Linked DNA regions of Homo sapiens: regions 2, 3, 4 and 5 are each linked to region 1. Evidence: read pairs that join two places in POLR2A ChIA-PET (ENCODE). Cell type or tissue: OCI-LY7. All regions are shown on one strand.

Evidence for each region. Peaks named below come from ENCODE experiments on the same cell type or tissue, not always from the same donor. Only the 100,000 strongest peaks of a DNase experiment are listed, where the experiment ranks them.
Region 2: POLR2A ChIA-PET joins it to region 1 with 5 read pairs; 6 of 35 experiments call an interaction of 5 or more read pairs at or near these places.
Region 3: POLR2A ChIA-PET joins it to region 1 with 14 read pairs; 3 of 35 experiments call an interaction of 5 or more read pairs at or near these places.
Region 4: POLR2A ChIA-PET joins it to region 1 with 7 read pairs; 1 of 35 experiments calls an interaction of 5 or more read pairs at or near these places.
Region 5: POLR2A ChIA-PET joins it to region 1 with 6 read pairs; 2 of 35 experiments call an interaction of 5 or more read pairs at or near these places.

What each region holds. Positions count from the first base shown.
Region 1 is chr15:59,515,099-59,519,098 of GRCh38, reverse strand. It overlaps FAM81A (family with sequence similarity 81 member A), which reads right to left. Exons shown (of 9, transcript NM_152450.3): 8 at 2,259-2,454. Among named protein-coding and RNA genes, the nearest start is that of FAM81A, 79 kb to the right of the region's middle. RefSeq lists an enhancer at 3,771-3,840. In OCI-LY7, no CTCF peak of the experiment used is centred here; a DNase peak (open chromatin) is centred at 2,288; H3K4me3 peaks cover 979 bases; H3K27ac peaks cover 1,644 bases.
Region 2 is chr15:59,233,269-59,237,268 of GRCh38, reverse strand. MYO1E (myosin IE) reads left to right here. Exons shown (of 28, transcript NM_004998.4): 5 at 597-684. Among named protein-coding and RNA genes, the nearest start is that of LDHAL6B, 28 kb to the right of the region's middle. In OCI-LY7, no CTCF peak of the experiment used is centred here; no DNase peak of the experiment used is centred here.
Region 3 is chr15:59,376,819-59,380,818 of GRCh38, reverse strand. No RefSeq gene overlaps it. Among named protein-coding and RNA genes, the nearest start is that of MYO1E, 5.9 kb to the right of the region's middle. RefSeq lists an enhancer at 254-755. In OCI-LY7, a CTCF peak has its summit at 3,888; a DNase peak (open chromatin) is centred at 3,898.
Region 4 is chr15:58,724,761-58,728,760 of GRCh38, reverse strand. The region is part of intron 1 of ADAM10 (ADAM metallopeptidase domain 10); the gene reads left to right. Among named protein-coding and RNA genes, the nearest start is that of ADAM10, 23 kb to the left of the region's middle. In OCI-LY7, no CTCF peak of the experiment used is centred here; DNase peaks (open chromatin) are centred at 2,000 and 2,310; H3K4me3 peaks cover 972 bases; H3K27ac peaks cover 2,031 bases.
Region 5 is chr15:59,189,303-59,193,302 of GRCh38, reverse strand. The region is part of intron 17 of MYO1E (myosin IE); the gene reads left to right. Among named protein-coding and RNA genes, the nearest start is that of LDHAL6B, 16 kb to the left of the region's middle. In OCI-LY7, no CTCF peak of the experiment used is centred here; no DNase peak of the experiment used is centred here.

The DNA of each region.
Region 1 (4,000 bases):
ATTGCTGATATGGAGAATGAACAAGACCAGATGTCTAATGTATAGCATGAGGACTGCAGTCAATAATATTGTATTGTATTTGGGATTTTTGCTAAAAGAGTACATTTTCAGGTGTTCTTGCCACACACACACACACACACACACACACACACACAGACACACACACACAAATACCTGTGAGATGATACATATGTTAACCTGCTTGAATACAGTAACTATTTCACTATGTATATATATATCAAAATATAAACATCTTGTTGTATACCTTAAATATACACAACAATTTTTTTTATTTAAAAAACATGTAATTAGAAAAAAAAAGACACTAGACTGGAAAAGGGTTGCTATAAAGGAAATAATGGCACGTTGAAAATTGAATATTAAAAAATATTTCATTGATGATACATTGTATTAAAGTTATTTATAAGAGAATATCCTTGTTCTTAGGATATATACACTGAAATAATAAAAGGGCAACCAGGCAGCGGCTCACACCTGTAATTCCAGAGCTTTGGCAGGTCAAGGCAAGAGGACTGCTTGAGGCCAGGAGTTCCAGACCAGTCTGGGCAACATACTGAGGACCCATCTCTAAAAAAATTTTTTAAATAAAAAAATGAGCTGGGCATGGTGGCACATGCCCATAGTCCTAGCTGCTCAGGAGGTCGAGGCAGGGGGCTCACCTGAGCCCAGGAGGCTGTAGTGAGCTACGATCACACCACTTCACCCCGGCCTAGGCAACAGAGTGAGCCTCTGTCTCATTCTGTCATTTTTTTTAATTTCCAAAAAAATGGAAATAATAAAGGGGTAAAAAGGCATCATGAGGCTAGGCCTGGTGGCTCTTGCCTGTAATCCCAGCACTTCAGCAGGCCGAGGCGGGAGGATCATTTGAGGTTGGGGGTTCAAGACTAGCCTGGCCAACATGGTGAAACCTTGTTTCTATTAAAAAAAAAAAAAAAAAATTAGCCGGCCGTGATGTCAGGCGCCTGTAATCCCAGCTACTCAGGAGGCTGAGGCAGGAGAATCGCTTGTACCCTGAAGGCAGAGGTTGCAGTGAGCCAAGATCACGCCACTGCACTCCAGGCTGGCAACAGAGCAAGATTCTGTCTCCAAAACAAAAAAAAAAAAGGAAGAAAGAAGAAATATATTGTCTTTGTAATAAAGAAAATGGCTTTATTTTTTAAAAGGCTCAGATGCTTTTCATATTAGGTGCTAAATATTAACATCCTCAATGGTATGTTAAATAACAATACATTCCTTCAGGGAATGATGCGAGGTTAAACATTGATGAAATATTCAAATACCATATTTTAATAGTCCAAAGACTAAGAAAGAAAATTCATTTTTATCTTTACAAGTTCTCCAATTCATATATTTAATTGTAGCTCCTATAAATAAAATAATAAACATTTGGTGGTAATAACAAAATTATTCTAGGGATAACTAGCACTTTTATTTCCATGTGGCCAAAACAGAACAATTTCATAGAAGAAAATTCATGGAATCATACAACTGGAAGAAGCTAGGAGAGAATTTAGTTCCACTTCTCACACTACAGGAACGTCTTCTTCCTGACCACAATCAACCAGCCTCTACTTGAATATTTTCTGTAACAAAGAGCTCTCAAGCTCCGAAAGCCATCAGTCTTTTAGGACTCATTAACTTCAAGGTACTTCTGCCTCATATTGAGTTAAAATCTGTCTTCGGGTACCTTCCACTTAGTGGTCACAGTTCTGTATTCCTGAGTTCAGAGCGTAAATCTAATCCCTCCCATATATGACAGCACTCAGAACTTGAAATCAGTGCTAATGTTCTCCTCTAAGCAAGTGTGAATTAATGCGCCCTGCTGACCTGCCAGTAGAGGAAAATCATTCTTTGCCAGGGTGGTACTGTACTGCTAGCACTATAAAATAAGCCCTCAAAACCCCCTCAAAGATATGTGCTTCCTTCTGAGACATGTTAACCTTGGCTATGAACAGAAAAGAATTGGCCGATGGTGCTGAAGAAAATGTACCTCAGTTGCAGGCTAAGCAATTTCAGTTCTGTTTGCCTGTCTCTCACGGTGGCTCTTTATATAGCTGAAATTCAAACAGCATTGTAGCTACTTAGAAAATACAGCACAGCTACTCAGAAAATCAACTAAGGATATTTCACGGTTATTACCATTAGCCAGGTTCATAGGTAGTTGCAGGGGATACTAATTAATAGGTTTTAGAACAAACAGAAAATAAAGCACGTGAGCTGTTCTGGTTTTGGCCTACCAGCATTAACTTCTGCTTTCATTTCCTTGATGTTCTGGTTCATCTGTAACTCCAGCTTGGTGATTCGCCCGTGCATCTTCTCCTCTTCTTGCCTTGTTCTCTGACCATCAAAAGTCTTCTTTTGACCCTCTTCTATTTTGTCAAGCCTGGCTGACATCTGGCTGAGCTTCTTCTCCATATCCCTTTCACTGGCTCCCTGAGATCCATGATAAGAACTGCACTTAATCACTCCAAAAAGAAATCTGCATTGCATTCACATCAGCCATAATATCGTTTAACAACAATCTGCAAGAAACAGATTTGCAACAGCTGCTTGTTGCCCACCATAATATCCGTTCTCCCTTTCTTCCTTAACAGATCCATGATTTTCGGCTGGGTACAAGGTCATTCAAAACAAAGACTACATTTTCAGGCTGGGTGCGGTGGCTCACGCCTGTAATTCCAGCACTTTGGGAGGCCGAGGCAGGCAGATCACTTGAGGTCAGGAGTTCGAGACAAGCCTGGCCAACATGGTGAAACCCTGTCTTTATTAAAAATACAAAAATTAGCCAGGGATGGATGGTGGTGGGTGCCTGTAATCCCAGCTACATAGGAGGCTGAGGCAGGAGAATCACTTGAACAGGGGAGGCGAGGTTGCAGTGAGCCAAGATCTCGCCATTCCACTCCAGCCTGGGTAACAGAGTGAGACTCTGTCTCAAAAAAAAAAAAAAAAAACCACTACATTCAATGAGATGTAAGTACAAGTGTATATGGCAGCTTCCAGGAAAAGTTAAAAGACAGCTGATGTATCTCCTTACTTCTTCCTTCGTCCTTCCCTTTCTGGAATTCAGCCAGAATGGCTGGAGCTCTAGCAGCTATATTGAATTATGAAGATATGGATCACTCTAGGGTTGGCAAAAAGTTAAACTGGAAGGATCCTGGGTCACTGAGGACTGAGAAGCTATCATACCAGTCCTGCATTACCTATACCCAGACTTCCATTATGCGAAATAAAAAATAAGTTTCTATTTCATGAAAGCCACTATTATCCTGGGGTTTACTGTTAGCTATTAAACCAATCCATATATAAACAGTGATCCAAAGACCAAGAATTATTAGTACAAATGTATTAGTATAAATCCAAGTAAGCCAATTAGTAGATGTGATGGAAATATGGGGAAATACTTAAAAGAACATATTTAATATTTTAAATATATATAAAATCATATATGAAAATTAAGTCTTTCCTTTCCTTTTGCCTTTCCACATGCTTGGTTTTTATGGGAATCTGTGTCTGCCAGTGAGCTTGGAGGCCAAGACTGCAAACTCCAAGCTGTAAGTGGGTTATGGCATGATACTCCTCTCTTGATGGTGCTCAATGCAGAGTCTGCAATTCAACAGCTCCACATCTGGAGAGAGCAGAGTCAGAGATGTACTGCACCAGTCATTTCAGCTCAATCATCAATATCCAACAAGAGGAAACAGTACAAGAAAAGGGAAGGGAGACAGAGATGTCATGCTAAACAATGAAAACCAATGAAACTTTGCTTGCCAGGTACTGGTTTGGGAGCATAACAATTTTGAATACTACATATGCAAGACTTTTTTTTCTTTTTTTGAGATAGAGTCTCACTCTGTCGCCCAGGCTGGAGTGCAGCGTGCAGTCATACCTCACTGCAGTTTTGACCTTCCTGGGCTCAAGGTGGATTCAGGCTCAGCCTCCTGAGTAGCTGGGACTACAAGCGTGTGTCACCATGCTCAGC
Region 2 (4,000 bases), 280 kb after region 1:
CCTCAGAGTGCCCACTTTTTCTTTTCTTTTTTTAAATTACAAAAATAGCATATGCATTATAAAATGTTTGAAAACTAATGAATTAAAACAAGTTTCTCTAGTCTCTGGCTTGACCAAAGCCTTTGTTAATATTTTGTGGTAGTTCCAGTCTTTTTTTTAAGAAAAAAAAATTGTAATCATGTTTTGTATATAACTTGAATGACTTATTTCACTTAACATGATTTCATTTGCTTGTTTCCTGTGTTTACAGTCTTCATGTCAGTTGTAATTTATGTAGAATTCCACCCTTGTGATACTCCATAATTTTCCTAATCATATCCCCCATTATTGGGCATGTAAAATGCTTAATGGTCAGTGGTGTGCACAGTGGTAATTATCCACACCATGTTAATCCGGCTCACACGGGTCACATGGGCGACCTAATCCTGCTGTAACTTGCCTTTCTCTACTGGTATTGTACTTAAAAAAAAAAATTCTTTTCTGCCTGTTTTTTTTGTTTTTTTGTTTGTTTGTTTGTTTTGTGTGATGGGGGAGACAAGGAAGGGAGCTGGTCGCAATCCACTTCTCAGGTGGATTCTTTGTCTGTCTTTCTTTAGTGGTGAAAGTGGTGCTGGAAAAACAGTGGCTGCCAAATATATCATGAGCTACATCTCCAGAGTGTCTGGAGGAGGGACCAAAGTCCAGGTGAGTGGGCAGTGGCCCATTATGATACCTTATGTTATGGGAAATGTAAGAGGCTCCATTTGCTGTTAGAAAAGAATTTTTCTTCCACAGAAAAGACACTGGTTCTTCTATAACTGTGAAACTTGAAATCTGGAATGGAAAGGAATAGCATATGTATGTGTGTTTGTGTGTGTGTGTGTGTGTGTGTGTGTGTGTGTGTGTGTGTGTGTGTGTGTATATATTTTTTTTTTTTCTTTTTTGAGACAGAGTCTTGCTCTGTTGCCCAGGCTGGAGTAGTGCAGTGGCGCGATCTCGGCTCACCACAACCTCTGCCTCCCGGGTTCAAGAGATTCTCCTGCCTCAGCCTCCTGAGTAGCTGGGATTACAGGTGTGCCCCACCATGCCCAGCTAATTTTTGTATTTTTAGTAGAGACGGGGGTTTCACTATGTTGGCCAGTCTGGTCTCGAACTCCTGACCTCAGGTGATCTGCCCTCCTCGGCCTCCCAAAGTGCTGGGATTAAGGAATAGCATATTTTAAGGTAGATGTGCCTAATATATAATGAACTCCTACAAATCAATAAAAAGATCAGCAGCCCAAAAGGAAAATAAACAAAGGACATGAAAGACAACTCATAGAAAAGGAAATATAAATTACTCACAAAACATGAAAGTATGTTCACCATCATGATAAGAAGAAAAATGCAAATTAAAACTGCATTAGAAAACTATTTTTTGCCTATCAGATTGGCCAGAATCTTACCATGTTTTAAACGCTTGATTGGTAGGAAGTAGGGACACAGTTGTTCTCATACATTGCTGGTAGGAGATGAACTAGTACATTTTAATGAAGAACATTTCAGCAAAATCTGTTAAACTTACACATGTATGCCATTCGACTCAGCAGTTCTGCTGAAAAGAATTTATTCTTTAGATATGCTGAAATGTATACAAAATAATACATGTATAAAGTTATTTCTGTCAATTTTGGTAATGCAAAAGACTGGAAACAACTTAAGTGTTCATCACTAGGCAACTGGTGAAATAATTTGTGGTTCTTTATATAATAGAATATTATACAGCAATAAAAATGAGGCTTCATGTACCGATTGTACTGATAGAGAATGGTCTCCAAGATGTATCATTAATTACAAAAGACAAGGTTCAGAACATTGTTTGTAATATATGCTGCCATTTGAGGGATCAAAAGAGAGTGCACATTTGTATTTGTTTGGGTATGTTATCACATATCCCTCGAAGTATACACAAGAAACTGTCAACAATGGTTGTCTTGAGGGAGGGGAGCTGGGAGGTTGGGAGAAGGGCCTACCCTTCCTGTATACCCTTTAGAAACTTGCATGGTTTGAGCTATGTGAACCACTTGCCAATTCAAGAAACTTATAAAAATTTTAAAGGACGTAGACAGAGAAAGGATTTAAGAGAAGGAAAAAAGAGAGATTAAAGAGTGTAAAGGAGTGTTGGGAAAGAGAAAAGATCCAGAGAATGAGGATACTCAAGAGGTGAAAATTAAAATCAGCATTGGCAGGAATGAGTAAAGCCTGCTCCCCAGAGCCATGGATGAGGGTGATGGCGAGCTAAGGTCCATAAGGGGCAGCCCAAGCTTGGCGCTCATCACCAGTATGCACCGCTGGTGACAGAATTCCTTCCAAAGATTAGTTTTTTAAATCAGAATTATGTAATGTTATTGCCATGGTCAGCTGTAGACTTTCAAAAGACACATAAAATTCTCTTTATTGTGGTTCCCTTTTTTTTTTTTTTTTTTTTGAGATGGGGTCTCACTCTGTCACCCAGGCTGAAGTGCAGTGGCATGATCTCAGCTCACTGTAGCCTCCTGCTCCTGGGCTTATGCATTCCCTTCCACCTCAACCTCCCAAGTAGCTGGGACCACAGGTGTGTGCCACCATGCCTGGCTAATTTTTGTTTGTTTTTGGTAGGGACAGGGTTTCACCACATTGCCCAGGCTGGTCTCAAACTCCTGAGCTGAAGCGATCCACCCACCTGGGCCTCCCAAAGAGCTGGGATTACAGGCATGAGCCACCATGTCTGGCCCCTTTCTATTAATTAAATAGTGTTCTATCATGTACTGGTAGATCAGAAAGCTTAAGGTAGAGCCAAACATTCCTCCTTTGAGTTTGTGGATCAACTCTTTCTATCTTTTGTTTGCGGGCCAGACGTGCCTATACCATTTAACGACAGCTTCTGTCAGGGAGAGAACAAAGGACAGAATCTTCTCTATCTCTTCCCTTCTTTAATTACAGACTTTAAAACTGAGAATATTTATGGATCCATCCATCCATCCATCCGTGCATCCATCCATCCATGCACCCATCCATCCATGCACCCATCCATCCATCCATCCATCCATCCATCCATCAGTGATCAGTGATGTCCAACAGAATTTTGTGGCATGTGGTGAGCATATCAGGGAAAAGAGAAAGAGCAAACTAAGGTTGCAGAGTGAAGGGTCCTTAAAGTGGCCTCTTTCTCTGAATGAAAGGAAGATGGAGAGCAGCTCTGTGCAGTAGAAAGATGAAGCAAGCCATATGTGTAATTCTAAATTTTCTAGTAGCCATGTTAAAAGAAGTAAAAAGAGAAAAAGGAAATTACTTTTTAAAACAGTATTATTTAACCCAATATGTAAAAAAAGATTTTATTATATAATTAATATAACAAAATTAATGAGATTTTTTTTTTTTGGTACTAAGTCTTTGAAATACAGTGTGTATTCTACAGTTACACCTCAGTTGGGGTAGCTTATGGCTTCCCTATTGGACAGTAAGGGCAGCTATAGAACCTAGGTTCATGTGGTTCAGTCCACTTGCTTTTCTCTATTCCTGTGATTGTACTGGATCCTGAGAGGGTTGACATGGAGACAAGAATCCAGGATGCTGTTTTGCTGCCTTTTTTTTTTTTTTTTTTTTTTTTAGACGGAGTCTCGCTCTGTCGCCAGGCTGGAGTGCAGTGGTGCGATCTCAGCTCACTGCAACCTCTGTCTTCTGGGTTCAAGCGATTCTCCTGCCTCAGCCTCCCGAGTAGCTGGGACTACAGGCGTGCACCACTATGCCCAGCTAATTTTTGTATTTTTAGTAGAGATGGGGTTTCACCATGCTGGCCAGGATGGTCTTGATCTGTTGACCTCATGATCCGCCCGCCTTGGCTTCCCAAAGTGCTGGGATTACAGGCGTGAGCCACCGCGCCCGGCCGATGGGCTACTCTTTTACCTCAGTTTGCTCTTTCTCTTTTCCCTAATATGCCCGCCACATGCCACAAAATTCTGTTGAACATCACCGATTGTTGATGAATACATATGGACGGACG
Region 3 (4,000 bases), 140 kb after region 1:
GTCTTGTTTTTCCTGGGCTCCTGGGCATGTATACTTTAAAAAAAAATTTCTTTCTGGCCTAGTGAAGTGGCTCACGCCTATAATCCCAGCACTTTGGGAGGCTGAGGCACTTGGATCACTTGAGGCCAGGAGTTCGAGACCAGCCTGGCCAACATGGCAAAACCCCATCTCTACTAAAAATTCAAAAATTAGATAGGTGTGGTGGCACGTGCCTATGGTCCCAGCTACTCGGGAGGCTGAGGCATGAGAATCGTTTGAACCTGGGAGGCAGAGGTTGCAGTGAGCCAAGGTCGTGCCAGTGCACTCCAGCTTGGGTGACAGAGTGAGACTCTATCTCAAACAAAAACAAAAACAAAAGCAAAAAAATAAAGCAAAGGCCAGGCATGGTAGCTCACGCCTATAATCCCAGCACTTTGTGAGGGTGCAGCGGCTGGATCACTGGAGATCAGGAGTTAGAGACCAGCCTGGCCAACATGATGAAACCCTGTCTCTACTAAAAATACAAAAATTAGCCAGGTGTGGTGACGTGCACCTGTAATCCCAGCTACTTGGGAGGCTGAGGCAGGAGAATCGCTTGAACCTGGGAGGCGGAGGTTGTAGTGAACCGACATCACAACACTGCACTCCAGTTTGGGCAACCGAGTGAGACTCCGCCTCAAAAAAAAAAACAACATTATTTTCTTTAAAGTAACCCATGTGCTCTTCTGATCCTTGTTAGTAAAAGAGACTAAATTGGAGCAACACATAACGGCAGAAAAAAGTCTCTCTTGGCCAGATGTGGTCACTCACCTGTAATTCCAGCAATTTGGGAGGCTGAGGCAGGAGGACAGCTTGAGGCCGGGAGTTTAAGGCAGCAGTGAGCTGTCATCATGCCATCATACTCCAGTCTGGGCAACAAAGCAAGATGTCATCTCAAAATAAATGAATGAATGAATGAATAAATAAATAAATGAATAAATAAATAAGTCTCTGCCAGTGGAGGATATAAACACACACACACCAAAAAAAAAAACACAGGAGAACCATATAAGTACAGCAGTCCAAGACCATGAAAGATAGTGGCAAACAGTCATTTCATCTGACAGTCCCCCAGGACCTTGGTTCGTGCAATCCTGTGCAATAATCAATATTTATGGTAATGACCTTGAGTCTTAAAGCAAAAGCTGCCTGACATTCAATGTATTTTCAGAAGTCCATGAAATGTGTAGTTTCATTCAGAAAAAACTTTTCTTAAAGTTAAAAAAAAAAGTCTTGGTATCTAAAAATGACAAGATTTGGCTGGGTGTAGTGGTTTATGCCTTTAATCCCAGCACTTTGGGAGGCTGAGGCTGGAGGACTGCTTTAGCCCGGAGTTCGAGACCAGCCTGGGTAACATGGTGAGACTCTGTCTCTACAAAAAATAAAAAAATTAGCCGAGCTATAGGTAGTGTGTACCTATGGTCCCAGCTACTTGGGAGGCTGAGACGGGAGGATCCCTTGAGCCTGGCACAGTGATACCTGTTTGTGCCTCTGCACTCCAGCCTGGGAGACACAGTGTGGTGCTGTCAAACAAACAAACAAAAAAACAAAAACAAAAAAAAAAAAAGAAAGAAAAGAAAGAAAAAAGGAAAAAAGGCAAGGTTCATGCAGAGATTTGTTATTTTTTACTTTTTGAAATGCACATATTTATTGATCCATGCCTTGCCTTGTTGTAGCAAAGAGCTCAGATGACTTATAAGAATACACAGGATCCAACAGGAAAGTAAACATTGACAGTGAGTGGGGAAAATAAAGAACATCAAGGTATGGACAAGAGATTTAGTTATCTGCAAAGCTCATTTCCATGGACTTCCTCATTCCTTGCTAGATCATGGACCACCATAACTAGTATTAATCATTGTTTCAACTCCAAATTTTTTAGATTTGGAGAAAGATCAAGGTTTATCTTCTGAATGTAAAAATCAAATTGAAACTGGAAGAAAAGAAAATATTGATTTAAATCAGAGAAAATATAATAATAAATCTACACAAACATGCTTTTAATAAGCTGCTAATTTAAGCATATATTTAAATCATTTCTATTCCTTTACTTCAGTAAAATAATTCTTAAGGCAAAATAATTTTATTTTATTTTATTTTTTTTTGAGACAGAGTCTCCCTCCGTCACCCAGGCTGGAGTGCAATGGCACTGTCTCGGTTCACTGCAACCTCTGCCTCCTGGGTTCAAGTGAGTCTTCTGCCCCAGCCTCCTGAGTAGCTGGGATTACAGGCACCTGCCACCACGCCCGGTTACTTTTTTGTATTTTTGGTAGAGATGGGGTTTCACCATGCTGGCCAGGCTGGTCTCGAATTCCTGACCTCAGGTGATCCACCTGCCTCGACCTCCCAAAGTGCTGAGATTACAGGTGTGAGCCACCGTGCCTGGCCTTAATTTATCTTAATCAGAAGTAGCATCATGTTACATTATACAACTGGTGAAATTCTCTTCAACATCCTTTTTATAAACCAATATCAACATACTGGGGGAAAAAGTGTTTAGAGTTAAACTTACTGTGTAAATGTAATTTTTATATTCCATTAAAAAGCAACAATTTTTCTGGGAGCTCTGGTTTGGAAAGGCTCACGGGGTTTTAATAAGTGTGTTCCTATTCATTTTGGGCCTGCATTAGGGACAATTTCTTCTGATGGACATTTCTATTACGCAATCACTGCTTAAAGGGTAATAGTGTAGGCTTCAGAGCCAGACAAATGTATGTATTTGATGCAGGATAGCTGAGTAATAGCTTGGTCAAATTACTTTAAGTCTTCTCAACTTAGTTTCTTAACTGCAAATGGAGCTAACAGGGTCGTATGGAAGATTACATAAGATATTGCACATTAAGCACTTAGCTCAGTAGCTAATAGCTAGTGAACCTAATACATGATGTATGTTATGATAAAAATAGTGATTGTAGAGGACATTTCACACTGATATGATACAAGTCTCTCTTTCATTAGTGTCTTGTTAAAGGTTTCTAATTTTCCCATTGACAAATTTTCTTTTTTTTTTGGAGATGGAGTCTCGCTCTGCCACCCAGGCTGGAGTGCGGTGGCAGGATCTTGGCTCACTGCAACCTCCGCCTCCCGGGTTCAAACAATTCTCCTGTCTCAGCCTCTACTACAGTTGGGACTACAGGTGCAGGACACCATGCCTGGCTAACTTTTGTATTTTTAGTAGAGACGGGGTTTCACCATATTGGTCAGGCTGGTCTCAAACTCCTGACCTCGGGTGATCCACCTGCCTTGGCCTCCCAAAGTCCTGGGATTACAGGTGTGAGCCACTGTGCCCAGCCAAATTTTCTTTTCTTTTCTTTTTTTTTTTTTTTGAGACGGAATCTCACTCTTTTTGCCCAGGCTGGCCCGCACTGGCCTGATCTCGGCTCACTGCAATCTCCGCCTCCGGGGTTCAAGAGATTCTCCTGCCTCAGCCTATCGAGTAGCTGGGATTACAGGTGCCTGCCACCACAGCCAGCTAATTTTTTTTTGTATTTTTAGTAGAGACAGGGTTTCACCATGTTTGGCCAGGCTGCTCTCCAACTCCTGACTTCAGGTGATCTACCTGCCTCAGCCTCCCAAAGTGGTGGGATTACAGGCGTGAGCCACCGCACCAGCCCCACATTAATTAACTTTAGTGTTGTGAGTGCATTCTGAATGATTTTTTATGGTATTGACAGGGAAACTAGTTTTATTGCTCGATATTATTTTCTTGCTGCTTTCCAAAATGCATAAACAATGATTTAGTTCACTGATAGATTTATACAGAAAATTTTACTTTGTATTCATTTTGATTTTTTTATTTGTTCCTTTTCATTCAGCCCCAGAAAAAATGCAATTAATCATGCCAAGGTATTTACAAAGCCTTATCTGACTAGCTCCATCATGTGTCTAGAATGAGTTTTACAATTTTAAAAGTTGCTTCCACTTCACTGCTACTATGGTCTTGAATAAGAATAAATATCTGGCTGGGCTCAGTGGCTGAAGT
Region 4 (4,000 bases), 790 kb after region 1:
CTCTTTTTGATTTGTCTTTGTTTTTGATCCTGGATTTTAAAAAATTTTGTAACTTAGGGAAATTTTATAACTTTTGTAACTTTATAAATTTTATATCTTAGGGAAAAAGTAGGAAGGCCAGAAACCCATATACCTACCACTTTGCTGCAACATTTTTCTTTTTTCTTTTCTTTTTTTTTAAAAAATAGAGATGGAATCTCGCTATGTTGCCCAGGCTGGTCTCGAATGCCTCACCTTAAGCTGTCTTCTTTGGCCTCCCAAAATGCTGGGCTTATAGGTGTGAGCCACCACACCTGGCCTCAATATTTTTATTTAAAAAAAAATCTAGTCAGCTTTATTGAGGTATAGTTTACATACAATAAAATTCAACAATTTTTTAAGTGTACGAATTCATAAATTTTGAGAAGTATATTTACTTGTATAACTACCTCCATAATCATAGAACATTTATATCAATCCAAAAAGCTCCCTGGGCTATTTGCAGTCAACTCAAAATACTTTCTAATTTCCATTTGATTTCTTCTTTGACCCATGAACTACTTAGAAATGTAAATTCCTAATATTTGGGGATTTTCTGCATATCTGTTATTGGCTTAATTCTCCTGTAGTCAGAAAACATACTCTTAGATTTTAGTCTTTTAAAATTTGTGGAAACGTGCTTTGTGGCCTAGGATTAAGGTCTATCTTTGTGACTGTTCCATGTGCCCTTAAAAAGAAATATATTCTATCTATCTAGTCAAGTTCTTTGTGTTTAAGTTTTTAATAATCTTACTGATTTTTTTGTCTGCTTGTTCAGAAAGGAGTGGTATGATTTCCAACTCTAGTTACAGAGTCTGCTTTTTTCTGTTCTATCAACTTTTTCTTCACATACTTTGAAGCTTTTTTTATGTACATAAATACTTAGGCTTGTTGTGTTTTCTTCTTGAATTAGGAAATGTCCCTCTTTATCCCTCATAATTTTTTTTGTTTTGTTTTGAAGTTTGTTTTTTCAGCTATTACTGTAGCCACTCCAGCTTTCTTTGGATTAGGGTTTGGATGTTATATATTTTCCCGTCCTTTTTACTTTAACTCATCTTTATTTTTGTGTCTGTTAGCATATATTTACATTTTCCTTTTTTAAAAAATAACAAGGCTGGCGTGTCATCTCATGCCTGTAATCCCAGAACTTCGGGAGGCCAAGCCAGTAGGATTACTTAATACCAGGTGTTTGAGACCAGCCTAGACAACATAGCGAGTCCCCATTTCTACAAAAAATAAGAAAGATTAGCCAGGCTGGGCGCGGTGGCTCACACCTGTAATCCCAGCACTTTGGGAGGCCGAGGTGGTTAGATCACTTGAGGTCAGGGGTCTGAGACCAACCTGGCCAACATGGCAAAACCCTGTCTCTGCTAAAAATACAAAAATTAGCTGGGTGTGGTGGTGCATGCCTGTAATCCCAGCTACTGGGGAGGCTTAGGCAGGAGAATCACTTGAACCTGGGAGGCAGAGGTTGCAGTGAGCCGAGATTGCGCCGTTGCGCTACGGCCTGGGCAACGAGCGAAACGCTGTTTTTGGGAAAAAAAAAAAAAAAAAAAAAAAAAAAAAGATTAGTCAGGCATGGCATGGTGGTGCACCAGTTTCCAGTTACTCAGAAGGCTAAGGTGACTGGGTTGCTTGAAGCTAGGAGGTTGAGGGTACAATGAGCTATGATCACGTCACCACACTCCAGCCTGGGCAATGAGTGAGACCCTGTCTCTTAAAAATCAAAAAGCGAAATGACAGCTTTTGCCTTTTAATTGTTATGTTAGATCATTTACTTTCCCTTCTGCTTGCTCTTCCCCTTCCCCTTCGTCTTCTCCTTTTCCCTCTCCCCTCCCCTCCCCTCCCCTCCTCTCCCCTCCCCTTCGGAGATGGAGATCTCTCTCTGTTGTCCAGGTTGGAATGCAGTGGCCGTTCACAAATGTGATCATAGTGCATTGCAGCCCCAAACTTGGGCTCAAGCAGTCCTCCCACCTCACTCTCCTGAGTAGCTGGGACCACAGGTGCACACTAATGTACTCAGCTGGATCATTTACTTTTAATGTAATTATTCATATGGCTGAGTTTTAAACTGTCATCTTTCTATTTGTTTTCCATCTGTTCATAGTTCTTGTCCCCCTCTTTTCTTGCATTTTTCGGGAGTAATATACTTTTTTTTTTTTTTTTTTTTTTTTTGGGAGACTGAGGTCTCGCTCTGTCGCCCAGGCTGGAGTGTAGTGGCGCGATCTCGGCTCACTGCAACCTCTGCCTCCTGCGTTTAAGCGATTCTCATGCCTTAGCCTCCTGAGTAGCTGGGATTACATGCACCTGCCACCATGCCCCATTAATTTTTGTATTTTTAGTAGAGATGGGGTTTCACCATGTTGGCCAGGCTGGTCTCGAACTCCTCGCTTCAAGTGATCCACCCGCCTTGGCCTCTCAATATAAACTTTTAAAAATGATTCAATTTTATCTCTGCTATTGGCTTTATGATGATATACCTGTTGTATTTTTTAGAGGTTGTTCAGTGTACAATATCTATAACTTATCACTGTATACTTTCAAATAATATTACTTCACTTCATATGGAGTATATGTACACTGTGTTTCTCCTCTGTTTTCTGTTGTGCTGTTATTGTTACACATTTTAATTCTGTGTGTCATAAATTCCACAGTAGATTGTGTGTTTAAAAAATGTATTCGCTTAACTTTGAAAGAGATTAAAAATGAGAAAATAAATCCTTTTTATTTTCTTATATATTCATTATTTCTGTCACTTTTATTATTTGCATCAGTGTAGGTTTCCATCTGGTATTATTCCTTCTATCTGAAAAACTTTATCATTTCTATTAATGGAGGCTACTAGTGATGCATTGTAAGCTTTGAAGCCCAGAAGGGCTTCGTTTCACCTCCTCTTCTCACCTTCATTTGTGAAAGTTATTTTCACTGGCTATAGAATCTTAGGTTGATAGAGTTCTTTTTTTCTTGTAGTACTTTAAATATGTGGCTGCATTTTCTTCTGACTTAACATAGAGTGTGCTGTCAGTTTTATCTTTGTTCCTCTGTTTATAAAATGTGTCTTTTTTTTCTGGCTCCTTTAGTGCTTCCCTACCCACAGATGATTTTAAGAATTTTTTTTTCTCCCTAGTTTTTAGTCATTAGCTTATGACATGCCTTTATGTGGTTTTTGTTTATTTATTTATATTTTTAATTTTAATTTTTATTTTTGAGACAGGGTCTCACTTTGTTGCTGAGGCTGTTGTGATCATAGCTCACTGCAACCTTGGACTCCTGGGCTCAAGCGAACCTCCTGCCTCAGCCTCCTGAATAGCTGGGATTACAGGTGTGCAATAAAAAGTATTCCTGGCTAATTTTTACTTTTTTTTTTTTTTTTTGGTAGAGACAAGGTCTTGCTATATTGCCCAGCTGATCTTGAACTTCTTGGCCTTGAACAGTCCTCCTGCCTTAGCCTCCCAAAGTGCTGGGACTGCAGGCATGCACTACCATGCCTAATTTTCTTTTATTTTTTATATTCATATAATAAATACGATTTATTTATTTATTTATTTTGTTTGAGACAGGGTCTTGCTCTGTTGCCCAGGCTGGAGTGTGGTGGCACGATCATAGCTTACTGCAGCTTTGACTTCCTGGGCTTCAAGCAATCCTCCTACCTCAGCCTCTCGAGTAGCTGGGACTGTAGGCATGTGCCACTGTGCCCAGCTAGTTTTTATATTTAGTAGAGACAGGGTTTGGTCATGTTGCCCAGGCTCGTCTTGAACTCCTGGGCTCAAGCAATCCACCCGCCTTGGCCTCCCAAAGTGTTGGGATTATAGGTATGAACCACCGTGCCCAGGCTCTGTGGCTAATTTCACTCCACTAGTAAGGTGTTATTTTTCTGAGGACTGTAGCAATGCTCCATACATTACAAGGTCTTTCTTCTCTAGATGGTAGAAATATGAACATTTTCCAGCCCTGTGTGAGCTTTGAGGATTGTTTTGCTTCC
Region 5 (4,000 bases), 330 kb after region 1:
TACAGAAAACATCTTGTTTTGCTCTCTTACATTGGTTCCCATACTTGAGCCTGCCTCAGGATCCCCAGGAGGCCTTGTTAAAGCTGAGATTGCTGGGCTCCATCCCGAGTTTCTGATGCAGTGGGTCTCAGGTGGGGCCCATGAATGTGCATCTTAAAAATCTTGCAGGTGGTGCTGGTGATGATGGCCCAGGCACTGCACTTTGAGAATCACTGATCTAGAGCAAAGAACTAGACTGTGTCCCGGTGCTGACCTATCACTAAGTTGTTAGAGCGAGACTCTTCATCTCCTTAGCCCTCAGTTCCTTCCTCTTAAGAGGGTCCATCTAGAATAGGATCTCCTTCAGTCTGACAGAATGAAGGCTTCCAGACAGTGGCTGTCAGTCTGCCTCTGTCTCTGTCACTTTTACACTCACCTCTCACACATACCCACACTTGTACACCCACCCACACATACATCCACATGTACACACACACAACAGAACAGTGATATTAAATCAATATCCCAATATGATTACTCCAACCAAATCTTTAGTCAACCTTAGAAATAAACCATGAGAGTCTTGGAAGCAGAGGTATTGCCAAAGGGGGCCTTAGCCCACCTTCCCCCATTTCAAACTCTATCCACCTGCTCTTCCCAGCAAATACTCTTAAATGAAAACATCTCACTTGCCCTACAAATGCATTTTGACAGTCTTGGAAAAAGACTCCCTCTGCAAGACGGAGTTGGCATAGCCTAGGGAACAACTGGGCATTGTCTGATCAATGCCCCCTAGCACACCCTCCTCTACCCCACGTAGATAGTTCTACTGAAAGCCCCTCTAAAATAGAAATTTTGCAATAGCTGCTTGGAAGTTCACCAACCCTGATGCTACTTCCTTGTAAAAATCCAACATAATTCATTGGAATATCAGAAAATGGAGAAATTAAATGAGTGGTACATTTTATTCAGTAAATCCTCATAGGATGAGGATGGTATTTTCTCTTTTCTTTTTTTTTTTTTTAAATGATTCCCCTTTGAATTGCAGCAAAGAATTTTATGACATGCATTCAAATAAACTGGTTTTAAGAAGTTCAAGGTATTAGTTGGTCGAGCGTTGATTTATAATTCCAGTAAGACCGCTTTCTGGGATTCCACCCTTAATCCTGGTTTGGGTTTATTGTGTAACAAATGGTTTCACTCCATCCATGAGTCAGGAGTGTTAGGGTCCGTGAAAGGGCAGTGTGCTTCACTGGCTGGGATTACACACCCAGTTGAAGCTCCTGGTAAAGAGGGTTACTCATTCCACAAGTTTATGAGGTGTAGGGTTTTTCTTTTCCTGTTGCAAATGCGTTTTTGTTTGGCTTCTGGCAAGGTTGCTTGCCCTGCATTCTGAATTGCTGCCTTGCAGAGTTCTCTAGCCCTGATCAATTTGAGTAAACGGCCAGGGACAGTCTTGGAAAAAGACTCCCTCTGCAAGATGGAGTTGGCATAGCCTAGGGAACAACTGGGCATTGTCTGATCAACGACTACTGAGGAGGTGACAGTGCTCCAGGAATATGCAAAAATCAACTTGTGTCGCTTTGATGACCCCCAAATTTTAAACATTACAGGACTTGCTAGACTCATTTCTACCAGAAAATTTCCTGATGGTGGAAGTTATAATGAATGAAACAATGTTTTAACATGAGGAATATTCCTTCCTATGTGATTCATGGGAGAGGAACGTTTCTGCTTGAATTAATGGGTGATGCATTCCCTGCCTCGAAAGCTTGGCGTGAAGCCAGTGTTTATGAAAAGTACTTTAAAATGAGCAGAACCTTTAAATGCATTTTTCATGCATTTTTCTCACTAGAGAAAAGGCCAGTGGCGAGTTTTAGATTTGGAGGGTGAGAGAAAGGAAAATTAATTATTTTTCAATTTAATTACCTTTTTAATTGACATGACATTTCTTTCTCTCTCTCTCTCTCTCTCTCTCTCTCTCTCTCTCTGTCTCTGTCTGTCTGACTTATATGGGCAAAGGTGGATATTTAGTACAGACGGGGTTTCACTGTGTTGGCCAGGCTGGTCTCGAACTCCTGACCTCATGATTTGCCCGCCTCGGCCTCCCAAAGTGCTGGGATTACAAGCGTGAGCCACTATGCCCGGCTTAACTCTTTGCACACAGAGGCTTTCTGAAAGTTAATAATCTTAGAGGAATCAACATTTCTGGCTCTTGGCTCTGTAAGACCCATCAAACTGGAGACTCTTAAACACCACTCCCATTGTGACATCCTTCCCATCAGCCAAGGTTGCACCCCCACTTCGAGCTTCATCTGTCCCCCTCCTCCTGTCCCACAGCACCCTGCCACTGGCCTTTCCTATTCTTGTACCTTTGCTTTCACAGCCCTCTGCCTTGTCCTGTATACCTCATGGATTCAACTCGCCCCTCCAGGCCCAGGCACATCACAGTGCTCCTGAGAATCCCTGTGCTGTGAAAAATCCACTTCCTTCTCTATTCTCCTATCCTGGTTTACATATTGTAGCTGGGAATGGATGACGATAATAACAGCTTTACATGCTCGTGCTACGAACTAAGTGCTTTCCATAGAAAGTACTCGTCTAGAAATAAAGAATTTATGCCACCATTCCTGTTTTTACAGAAGAGGAAACTGAGAGGCACAGAGAAGTTGCATCGTGGCAGGGCCAGTGGCGCAGCAGGAATGCAGCACCAGAACCTGGCTCCTAACCACTGTGCTGCCTGTGTGGGCTCCAGCAGGAATCATAGCATTGTCCTTTTTTGGTGACCCTAGCATGTTGCAATAGGCACTGTGTGTGACTGGCCCACAGTAGACATCCGCAAGTATGAGACTTAATTGGAAATGGTGGTTTTTGTGAGAGCCTTACTGGGAAGACAGCTGTTGGGAACCTGCGTGACATCGGAATGAGGATGCTTCTGATTGTCTTTTCAGCTCAGCAGCTCCTGAAAGGCCCATTTTGCTGAGCGCATTAGCCCCGTTATCAGCACAGATATCCCCAAATGTACCAAACAGGGAGTGTGAGGAGTTACCTCCCTACTGCAGCACAATCCTGACATTCCATCTTCGAAAGAGAGAGACCTTACTTTTTATGTCTAATTTGCCTCAAATACCATGTTTCCAAGTGTCTGGTTCAGCCAGCTCGCGCAGCACGCAGCCCAGGCCCAATTTATCTTCCCAGAGTGGATGATCTGAAGCAAGTTTTCAGGATCTGTCGGCATCCAGAGCACTGTGTTTTCCAGCAAGTGGTGGGTTTTCACAAGGCACATGTCCGTGCTCCACCTTAGACCCAGCAGGTGTACTAAAATAGCCTCCCCAAGGTGCAGGCCTACTAAATCAGCATCCCCAAGGTGTGGGGCATGGGGCATCTTCTGGTATGAAAATCCTCATGTGTGAGAATATTAACCTAATAGTTCTTTACATCCATTTTTTCAAAAGACATTGCTAGATTTTTACTGTTAAGAAACCAGGATGGGCCAGGCGTGGTGGATCACCTGAGGCCAGGAGTTCGAGACCAGCCTGGCCAACATGGCGAAACCCCGTCTCTACGAAAAAAGACAAAAAATTACCCAGGCATGGTGGCACATGCCTGTAATTCCAGCTATTCGAGATGCTGAGGCAGGAGAATCTCTTGAACCCACAAGGCGGAGTTTGCAGAGAGCCGAGATTTTGCCACTGCACTCCAGCCTAGATGACAAAGCAAGACTCTGTCTCAAGAAAGAAAGAAAAGAAAGAAAGTTTGCCACTGCACTCCAGCCTGGATGACAAAGTGAGACTCTGACTCAAGAAAGAAAGAAAGAAAAGAAAAAGAAAGGAAAGAAAGTTTGCCACTCCACTCCAGCCTGGATGACAAAGCGAGACTCTGTCTCGAAAGAAAGAAAGGAAAGGGAAAGGGAAAGAAAGAAAGAAAAGGGAAGGGAAAGTGAAGGGAAAGGAAAGGAAGAAACACGCCGAGTACAGTGGCTCATGCCTATAATCCCAGAACTTTGGGAGGCTAAAGCAGG